Linked DNA regions of Homo sapiens: region 2 is linked to region 1. A link is an interaction called in ENCODE POLR2A ChIA-PET data of the cell type or tissue named here. Cell type or tissue: PC-9. All regions are shown on one strand. Region 1 has its middle 110 kb from the start of RNU6-1. Region 2 overlaps PIAS1 (protein inhibitor of activated STAT 1).

Region 1 (5,000 bases):
CTCTGTACTGTGGGGGTTAAGAGTGTGGGCTCTGAGGGTAAACAGAGCTGGATTTGAAGCCCACTCTCCTCCTACTCATGGTATAGATAAGAGGGAAGGAGGGGGTAGAGTGGGAGGGAAACCACCAACCTCAGCAAGCCACAGACTCCAGGAGGCCACCACTGGGTCCCGAACCATGCTCCTATTGTCTTTACAAAGGGGAATGGCAGCTGCTCCACCTCCCACAACATCCAATCAGGCATCCTGCAGACGGTGGCAAATCACAGAGAAGCAATGGCAAAGGGGCTGTGGATGGGCCTGACTGTCTGGACATGGCCAAATCTGCTGCCCAGCCACTTGCTCTTGTGACCTCATCCTGACCTGAAGCGTCTGCCTACAGGTGCTCCTGCCTCTCCCCTGGCCCAGCAAGGACCGCAGGATGCCCTTCCTTAACTCCTGGGTAGGAGCCCACAGTGGTGACTGATCCACGTGAGGTCCCTTAGGTGGTAAAAGCGTCTCCACCCCCAGCCTTCCCGGGACGTCCTGTGCAGCAGGAGTTGATAACGCTGTGTACAGGCTGATGGGGGTAGACACGCTCTTGTTGCCAGGCCCTGGACACTCTGAACCCCAGCCTGGGCTCCTGGCCTTAATGGGGCAGGGAGGGGACCATCGGGGCACAGAGCCAGGGATCCTGTTACTCTCTACATAGAGGTGCCAAGTAGGCTACTTTATTGCCAAGTTTTCTTTTTTAAAAAAACTTTCTTTCCATTCTATGACTCTTTAAGGGAAGAAATTCCATTGTGCACTGTAACACTGAGGACTTTTACACCAGAGAGTCTCACGGGGAATATTCAGGCCTTGGAGAAACCACTAGAGTTTCTGTTGCTGGAGGACAGGGGCCCTGTCTTAGATTCTCTTGCTCAGGCCTGGAAAGATACTTAGGGATGGTCTAGTTCAGTCTGAGTCAGTGTGAGCCTGGCCTCATCCCAGACAGACAACCATCTCCCTACAAACAGCACCAGGATGCCTTGTTGAGTTCATGGTCCCGCCTGCTCCAAGGCACTGCTGGATGATCAAAATAAAGGTCCTTCCTCTTACGTGCTGTGAGTCTTTAAGGGGGTGAAGAAGTCAGGCACTGAGTGGGAAGTACACCTGGAGGCGCAGTGTCCACTGGGCTGCATGTCAAAGTCTGTCATGTGTCTCCTGGGTGACGCTTAACAAATTGCTTAGCCTCTCTGGGCCTCTGATGGCTCATCTAGTGTTAATAAGAAAATAAGCCAGGCGTGGTGGCTCACACCTGTAATCCCAGCAATTTGGGAGGCTGAGGCAGAATGATTGCTTAAAGCCAGCAGTTCAAGACCAGCCTGGGCAACATAGGGAGACCCCATTTCTTTTTTTTTTTTTTTTGGGAGACCCCATTTCTACAAAACTTTTTTAAAAAAATTAGCCAGATGTAGGGGCGCATGCCTGTAGTCCTAGGTACTCAGGAGGCTGAGGTGGGAGGATGGATTGAGCCCAGGAGATCGAGGCTGCAGTGAGTTGTGATTGTACCACTACTACACTCTGGCCTGGGTGACAGAGTGAGACCCTGTCTCTAAAATAATAACAATAATGTTATAATACTACTAATAATACAGTAGTGTTAGGTCCTTGTGGCTGCAATACACTTTGTAGTTTACAAATCATGTTTGCATACCTGGAGTCTTAGAGCTTCCCTACAGACTACTCAAAGCAGATATTTTTAGCCCTATTTTTGAGTTGAAACTGAGCTCTAGAGAGGACTAGTGACTTTGTCAAGATCACAAGTGACCTTGTGCTGTTGCTGTTTCGAGAGAGTGTGTAATCCTGTTGCTGTTTAGAGAGAGTGTGTTTTAGATTTATGTGACCTAGAAGCACCAGCACGGGATCTTTATCCTGATGTTCTTGAGCCACCACCAGCTCTCCTCCAGGCCCAGGCTTTTGTGAATTACAGTGAAGAAAATGCAGACCAGGCGACTTGCTGAGTGACATGGTCACGTATGGTGGGGAATCATCCAATACCTTTAAAATATTTTTTTGAACCTTGGTGGAAAAGTGTGTTTCTTCATTCATTCATTTCTTCATTCATCTGTTCATCAAAGTTTTGCGAGGCTCTAAATGTGTGCTAGGCATGATGCAAGGAGTGGGGACAAAATGGAACCAGCCATGACTACTGCCCTTGAGGAAGTCACAGTAGGTAGGAAGATGGACATCGAGACATAAGTACAGCAGAAAGTCATTTATTTATTCCTGTCATTTGTGAATCCTCTTCCATCTTCCAGTAGTCCTTACGGAAAAAGCAAATACCCATAAAAAGATCTCTTAAGGCGACTGGGGGCACACACGGGGTGGGGGTGGGAGTTTGGGGACAAACTTCAGCACCTCACAGTCTTGTGGTGGGGCCTGCATGCATATGTGGGTGGGGCATGAGGAGGAGCACGTGTTCTTAGAGCTCAGTGTCCCTCCCACCACATTCCCCTGTGCGTTGCCCCAGGCACAGGAACTTTGTAATCACATCCAGCCTGGGATTATAACCAAACACAGCATTCCACCACCCTCTGCAACCTCTTTGTTTGATCTTCCCCCTGGAGACACAGGTCAAGAGGAAGAGAAGGGGAAGGGGGGCAAACTGCAGGGAGAGTGTGTGGGGAGCTTCCTTTGAATTGTCTTTTAATTCAGAAACAGAAAACAAAGATGCCATTTCCCAAGGCCTGAGATACCGCCGCTCTGCATTAAAGGGGTTCAGTCTCAGAATCCTGGAGCAGGGTCCACCTGGGAGGTCACTAGTCTGACCCACCTGGTTTACAGAGCCCAGGAAGGGACCATAACTTCTTTGATGTCACACGGCAGAGAGGGGCAGCATTGCAGTGTGATGTCACAGCAAAGAGGGGTAGCTACTCATGGAGAATGACTCAAGAAGCCTGGGGGAAAGCCTTCCCCACCAGTTGCTCAGTAACACCTAAACTGCCTTGCCTGTGGGACCCAGCCTTGTACTGCATCATCAGAGATTAGCCTGACAAGCAAATGCACCAGGGAGGAAGCCTGGTAATGGGGGCTCATTTATGCTAGGGCGTGGATGACTGATATCAGGGTCTTTCACACCAAGAGGCTTAGCCGGAGGCAGAGGAGAGGAGATCAGAAGGGCACTGGAGACTGCAAGGGCAAGAGGTGACTGGGGCTAAGCCTAGAGGGAAGAGGGCATGGAGCTGAGAGCTTCAGGCACAAAAGAGAAACTTAATACCTGCTTTGTAGGCCCCAGGTCCTGTGCCTGATTTTCTCTTTCCTCTGAGAAAGAAGCTGTGAGGTTTCTGAAGTGTCAAGTCACTCTTCATGTCTAATCCTGTTGCTGTTTAGAGAGAGTGTGTTTCAGATTTATGTCTGAACTGCATCTAAAGGTATCAGCAAAGTCGTTAATTTCAGCCACCTGAATCTGGTGGCTGCCTCTGCTTACGCACAGCAACACTTCCTTCCTCCAGTCCTGTGGGAAATAAGGTATTTCTTCGGGTGAGGTTTTTGTTTTGTCTTGTTTTTTAATAATTTAAGCTTCCTGTTTTATGTATCTAATCTCTTCATATTTTCAGTATGAGGGTACTACTAAGGGGCATTTTACATTCTCGAAGTATGCTGTAATTGTTGTTTATAATTTAAATTTAATCTTTTTCTTTAGTGTTTTTAATTACTTAAGAAATACATACTCATTGTAAAGGATTCAAAAGATAGAAAAGTACATGAAATAAAAAGCATCACTTTATCGCTTTCTACTGCTAAAGGTAGACACTTAACATTTTGGTTTTCTTTCTTTCTTTCTTTACTTTTTTCTTTTTTTTTCAGCAAAAAAGGTATTATATGCCACGTCAGCAGGTCTGTGAATTCATGAAGATCCCTGAGACCATTTCAGGGGTCCACAAGGCCAAAGCTATTTTTATAATAACACTAAGACAAAATTTGCTTTTTTTCCCACAGTGTTGACATTTGTACTGATGTTGCAAAAAGTAAAAGTGGGTAAAAACTGCTAGTGTCTTAGATCAAGGAGGTGGCTCCTTGAACTGTCCTGGTGGGTATTCTGTCCTTCACTACTACACTCTCAGAGGAGCCGAAATGCCAGTTTCTTAAAGAATGTCCTTAATGAAGTAGTAAAGATGATAAATTGTATTAAATTTCAACCCTGGCGTACCTGCCTTTTTAAGATTCTGCATGAAGAGATGAGAAGTATGCTTAAGCCCTGCTGCATTCCAAAGTCCACTGACCATCCGAGGAGACACTCGTGCAGCTGTTTGTGTTGCAAGCTGAATTCACTGTCCCCCAGTCGCCCTGTCCCCCACCAGGGAACATCATTTTTACTCGAAATAATGACTGACAAACTATGGTTGTTCAGATTTGGGAATTTTCAGACATTTTCTCAAAAAATGAATGAAATGAACCTGTCATTTCAAGGAAACTGACAGTATTTGTTACTAATGATGAAGTTTCAGCTTTCTTTTATTTTCTTTTTAACTTTTAAGTTCAGGGGTACCTGTGTAGGTTTGTTACATAGGTAAACTTGTATCATAGGGGTTTGTTGTACAGATTATTTTGTCACCCAGATATTAAGCAAAGGACCTACTAGGTATTTTTCCTGATCCTCTCCCTCCTGCCACCCTCCATCCTCCTACAGGCCCCAGTGTGTGGTATTCCCCTCTATGTGTCCATGTGTTCCCATCATTTAGCTCCCACTTATGAGTGAGAACACGTAGTATTTGGTTTTCTGTTCCTGTGTTAGTTTTCTAAAGATAATGACCTCCAGCTCCATCCATGTCCCTGCAAAGACATAATCCTGTGCTTTTTTATGGCTGCATAGTACTCCATGGTGTATATGTAACATGTTTTCTTTATCCAGACTATCGCTGATGGGAAAGTTTAAGCTTTCAAGCAAACATTAGAATTTCCAAAGACTTATATTTTCCACTGTGAGTTGGACAGCTTCCCAACACTTAAAGACTTTAGTGATGAAAGGGGTGGTGATA
Region 2 (5,000 bases), 200 kb after region 1:
AAGTGCTCTTTTCTATTTCTTTCTCTTAATGATACGTTTGGTATCGACTTTTTGCGTGACATATTGCAGTTTGGTTGGAAGTTGTAAAGGAAGTGTTTCTTGCAAGTATGATCAAACTCAGTTTAAGCAAGAGATTGAAACAGCCAACTTCAGCTGCTTATTCAGCACAGGCCTTAAGTGCCCCAGAAGCCGATAGTTTCTTAATAATAACTCTTAGTGATCATTTTCTTCTAGAAAATTACCCTGGAAAAGTAGTATAAATAGTTTAATCTGCTATTTCTTAAAATTTTGTATTCCTTTACTCATTCAACAAATAAATAGTATTCAGTGCTTCTTTGTGCCAAGCACTGAGGGCTCATTAGTGAGCAAAAGGGATATTAACCACTGTTTTAAAAAAAAAATGTATCTAACATGTACTAAAAGCCAATGGATGTGGTGATGCATGCCTATAGTCCTACCTACTTAGAAGGGTGAGGCAGGAGGATCACTTTGAGCCCAGGGGTTTGAGTTTGTGCTATAATGGTGCCACTGTACTCCAGCCTGGGCAACAGAGCAAGACCCTGTCTCTTAAAAAAGCAAACAAAAAGCCTTTAATGGAACTATTGTTGCTCATAACGGCATACTTTAGAACCCCTGGTCTAGTCTGACTGTGCTTACCTACCTGCTTGCATGCGTTTCTCTTTCTTCCCACCTCTCTTCCCCTCCCTTCCTTCCTTTCTTAATTCTCTTCTGTTTTTTACAACTCTTTTCCTTCTTTGAGTTAGTGACAATAAGCAAATTTTGAACTCATCTAAGATTAGGAGAAAAACTGTATGTGATATTTATTGTATAAAACTTGCATGGTAGAGTTAAACAGGAGATGATAAAATTCTTAATTTACTTTATAAACCAAATGTCATCTCACCTGTCTAGCTCTCAAGGTGGGTATGTTTGTTACTTCTTCCAGAAACCATGTCTCTTTAAATGGGTTTATATCATTCTATTTTAAATAAAATTCGTATGTTTTTATACAAGTGTGCTCTTTAGATGCAAACATTTATATGATTAGATAAATTTTCCTTAGTCTTTCTTTGATTATGTATTGTCTGAATTTGAATCCTGATGTGTTATTCTGGAATTAGCCATTTTTGTTTCTATTTCTGTTTGTTATGTTACAATTAGTGTATTTCTTATTTTTCAGTGCTTTAATTGCCTTGTTATCTAAACTCTAGAATATATACCAGTTAATTAAAGACATGTGTGTTTTTTTTTTTTGCTTTTGTCTTTACTGGCGAATTTAAAGGTAATTGAAAGTATAATTCTTGTCTTCTTTAGCATCAGACAACAGTCAGCGCTTTCGAGAAACCTGTTTTGCATTTGCCTTGACACCACAACAAGTGCAGCAAATCAGTAGTTCCATGTAAGTTGTCGTCAAGTGTAACTTGAAGTTTGACCTTTGAATCCAGTAGTCTATAATAAATGATTTTAAAAAACAGTGATTGGTGAGTTAGTATTTGTGTGATGCAAATATTAGTAATGAAAGTATAGTGTGTTAGTTACTGTAAGAACAGTTATATTTATGATAATTTGAAAAACTTTTCTGGAGTAACAAGGTCTTTGAATGAACTTTCATGCAAATACTTTAAAAGTAATTGTAATTCCTATTCTGTCTCTTCTAGGGATATTTCTGGGACCAAATGTGACTTCACAGTACAGGTCCAGTTAAGGTACAGTGCTGACTATAGGATATATTCAAAGTTTAAAAGATAATATTCCTTTTCACAGTACGGGTCCAGTTAAGGTACAGTGCTGACTGTAGGATATATTCAAAGTTTAAAAGATAATATTCCTTATCAGGAAGGGGAAATGGAAAAAAAATTTTAAGGAATAAGAGGAAATCTACCTGATTTTTCAATAAGTGTATTGAAAATATTAGGTTTAGATATTTGGGTGAGGGAAAACATTCTCCTGTTATGAGATATTCTAATTTTCATCCAATTTAGATTTTTCCCCTGCCCGCCCACCCCCCAGTTTAGATTTCAATATAGCAAGTCATGTTCTATATATCTAACCATATTTGATTGCCCTCAGTTGGTTGAGAAGCTCCAGCTAATGATATCTTACAATATCATATCAAGTTTTATGAAAGCATGGGCCTTATCTCCATAAGAGGCAAAGTACTGTGGATAAGGAATTAGTACTTAAGTCTACAGTATGTCATGGACTAACAAACATCAAAATATTCTAATTTGTTTTGTTCTGTATTTTAAATAATTTAAATATGCTCTAATTTAGGATCCATTTGAGACATCTCTTAAAAATGTTCAAAGACTAATGGGAAATTTTCCAACATGGATTCACAACCCCTTATTGAGTTTCTTTTCTTAGCCCATTCATTTGTCTTAGAATATCTAAGAAATATTTTGTATTATTTCTCTCCCTTATATATCTCCCTTTTATATACATATATATATATATCTCCCTTATATAAACCATCATATTATGCTTTATTATTCGATTTACCAACTTAAATGTCCACACTGTTGGAATAGGGATGGAAGAGAAAATATAAGACAGTTGTTTTCCTCAGTAAGCTGTTTTCCCTATAATTGTCAGGAGGATAAATCAAACAGTTAGCCTTGTCTCAATAATCAGATACTAAGTTGTATGTACAAGTTACAAATACACTAGGAGGCTAAAAAAGGGATTAATCTAAAACGCCTGTTCAGCACTTCATGGAACCATGTGAAAACCTCTCATCTAAGCTTTGAAATAATAAGGTAAAAACAGTGAGAAAGCAGAGTTGAAGTCGAAAGTTGAGTTGAAGATTCTAAAGAGGATATGACTATACTTAATAACTTTTATACCATAAAACAGTATGACAGGACCTTACTGCAGTAGACTAGTGATAATCTAAGTTTCAGTTTTGGAAGGCACTGCTAAAGATGATTCTGTATAAAAGGTATATTTTATGTCGGCCAGATTGTGATAATGACTGAAGAAATTAAAGGACAAAAATAAGATGTCTCCATAGTTAATTATGTATTGCTGTAGTCTTCTTTACTTCCTGCCTCAACAGTTTACATTTTGCTTGTGCTGATACTTGACATTATCCTTTAAATCAGTGGTTTTCAAACTTGTTGCATGGAGCCACCCTTAGGGGTTCATACTCTTCTGCCATCCTCCTCTTCTCTCCTAAACACATACACAGTCTGAACCAAAGTGGGGCTTCTTTTATCTCTTTTATCTGTTTTGCATGTTTGACTCTGGGTTAATTTTTGCTTAAAGACAGGGTCCCAAGACTAAAATAAAGTTTAAAAACCGTAGCTTTAGAATAAAAGATCTAGTTACTAAGTATTTTGTATTAATATACATACATTCTTTAAAGCAGCAACAGGTGTGGTCCACATTTTGAAGTAAGGTTGTCTAGATAGATGAGCTATAATTCAGAGATTCCAAGGGTATCTTGATGACTGCTATTTTAATTGAAATGTATCTCCAGGACTTGGAAAAAAAAAAAAAAAAAGAACCATGTTGTGTTATATTTGGTAATTGTTAGGTGGTTCTTTGTGTTTTAATAAAACAGTTCATCTCTCTCCCTGCCCCACGTTGCTAGGTCTGCAACCATAGTGTATTATTTAAGTTAGGAGTGTATGCCTATCTGCTATCCTAATTAGAAATGTTTATCTAAAGCATAAAAATAATTAGTTGAGAATTAGGATCCAAGTTTTCTTTATTAGACACCTAGTCTGTTTTCATTTATGTTGTGCCTCCCTGCTCCACTCCCTCCTCTCTGCCCCATGAACCACTTCACAGAAACTTTCTGCTATTCCTTTTTTTCTTTTTTCTCTTCAGTTCATTAGGGTGATTTAGATTAGTTGAATAGACACTGTCTTGTCATTTAAATTACTCTTTTCCTATAGGAAAGGGTTCAGGCAGCCAGGGTCCATGTTTTAAATTGATCACTGCATTGGAATAATTATTTAAAAACTGTGACATCCTTTTAACTATTGCAGCCTAAAGAATTAGCCTGTAATGGAAGGTTCTGCTGGGGTTAGGAGTGGTCCTGTGAGCTTTGACATCTGTTTGCTAAGTATATTTCTAGAAAATCTTTGTAGATCAGTAAATCTTAACTTTTTTATGGATCCCTGATCCCTTTGAGAATTTGATAGAAGCTGTGAATGGTTTCCCTATAAAACTGAACATGTATATGTACTCAAAATAATTTACATATAAAATTGTTTTATATTGTGCACGATCCCCGTACTCAGATTTCATGGCCAGCAGGTTAAGACCCCATACCGCAGGTGTTGAGAGGAGTTGTTGGCACATGAGGAATATTTCACAGATTTCGGAGATAGGGTTCTCCCTACTATGTAACTCAGGGGTGCTATTAGCATTCTATAACAGTGCAATGAGCCTTAGGTGTATATTGAGAATAGGTACTAATAAAGAATAAATGCCTTAAATAGCAAAATAGTAATAAGAGTGAATAGACTGAGAATTTATGAATTATGTATCTTTCCTTGATTTTTCCAAAAGACTGCATTTAATTTAGAAATATTTTTATAAGTTTCTAAAATAGTATTCTAAATTTATGTGGCTATAACACAAATAATATTCAATATCTTCAGTTCTCAAAAAATAAGGAGTACTTTGGCTTACTGATCCTGGGGATGGACTTAAAAGCATTCTCAGTATTTTCTGCTAAGAACCAGAAAAGTGTTTCATAGGCAAATAAATTTGGAAAATACTGCATACAGGTGGTAGGTCTTCCTCTTAGAGATTTATAATGCTTATTAGCCTATTAAAAGCTCTGAAAAGTTCTGTATTAAGGAAGCTTAATTTAATTGTTTTGATTCAGAATTTCTTAATTTTATTTGACTAACGAGTCTTTTTTTCTTTTAACATCTGTTAATCACTGAAGAAACTAGTGCTTCTCAGAACATGCTTAACCAAATAATTGGCAGTATCACGAAGACAACTACAGGGTGATAGTCATGATTACCACAACTCTACAT

The links. Peaks named below come from ENCODE experiments on the same cell type or tissue, not always from the same donor. Only the 100,000 strongest peaks of a DNase experiment are listed, where the experiment ranks them.
Region 2: POLR2A ChIA-PET joins it to region 1 with 18 read pairs; 3 of 35 experiments call an interaction of 5 or more read pairs at or near these places.

Annotation. Positions count from the first base shown.
Region 1 is chr15:67,943,599-67,948,598 of GRCh38, forward strand. No RefSeq gene overlaps it. Among named protein-coding and RNA genes, the nearest start is that of RNU6-1, 110 kb to the left of the region's middle. RefSeq lists an enhancer at 2,622-3,821. In PC-9, no CTCF peak of the experiment used is centred here; a DNase peak (open chromatin) is centred at 2,513; H3K27ac peaks cover 1,078 bases.
Region 2 is chr15:68,140,632-68,145,631 of GRCh38, forward strand. PIAS1 (protein inhibitor of activated STAT 1) reads left to right here. Exons shown (of 14, transcript NM_016166.3): 3 at 1,315-1,399; 4 at 1,659-1,706. Among named protein-coding and RNA genes, the nearest start is that of CALML4, 62 kb to the right of the region's middle. In PC-9, no CTCF peak of the experiment used is centred here; no DNase peak of the experiment used is centred here.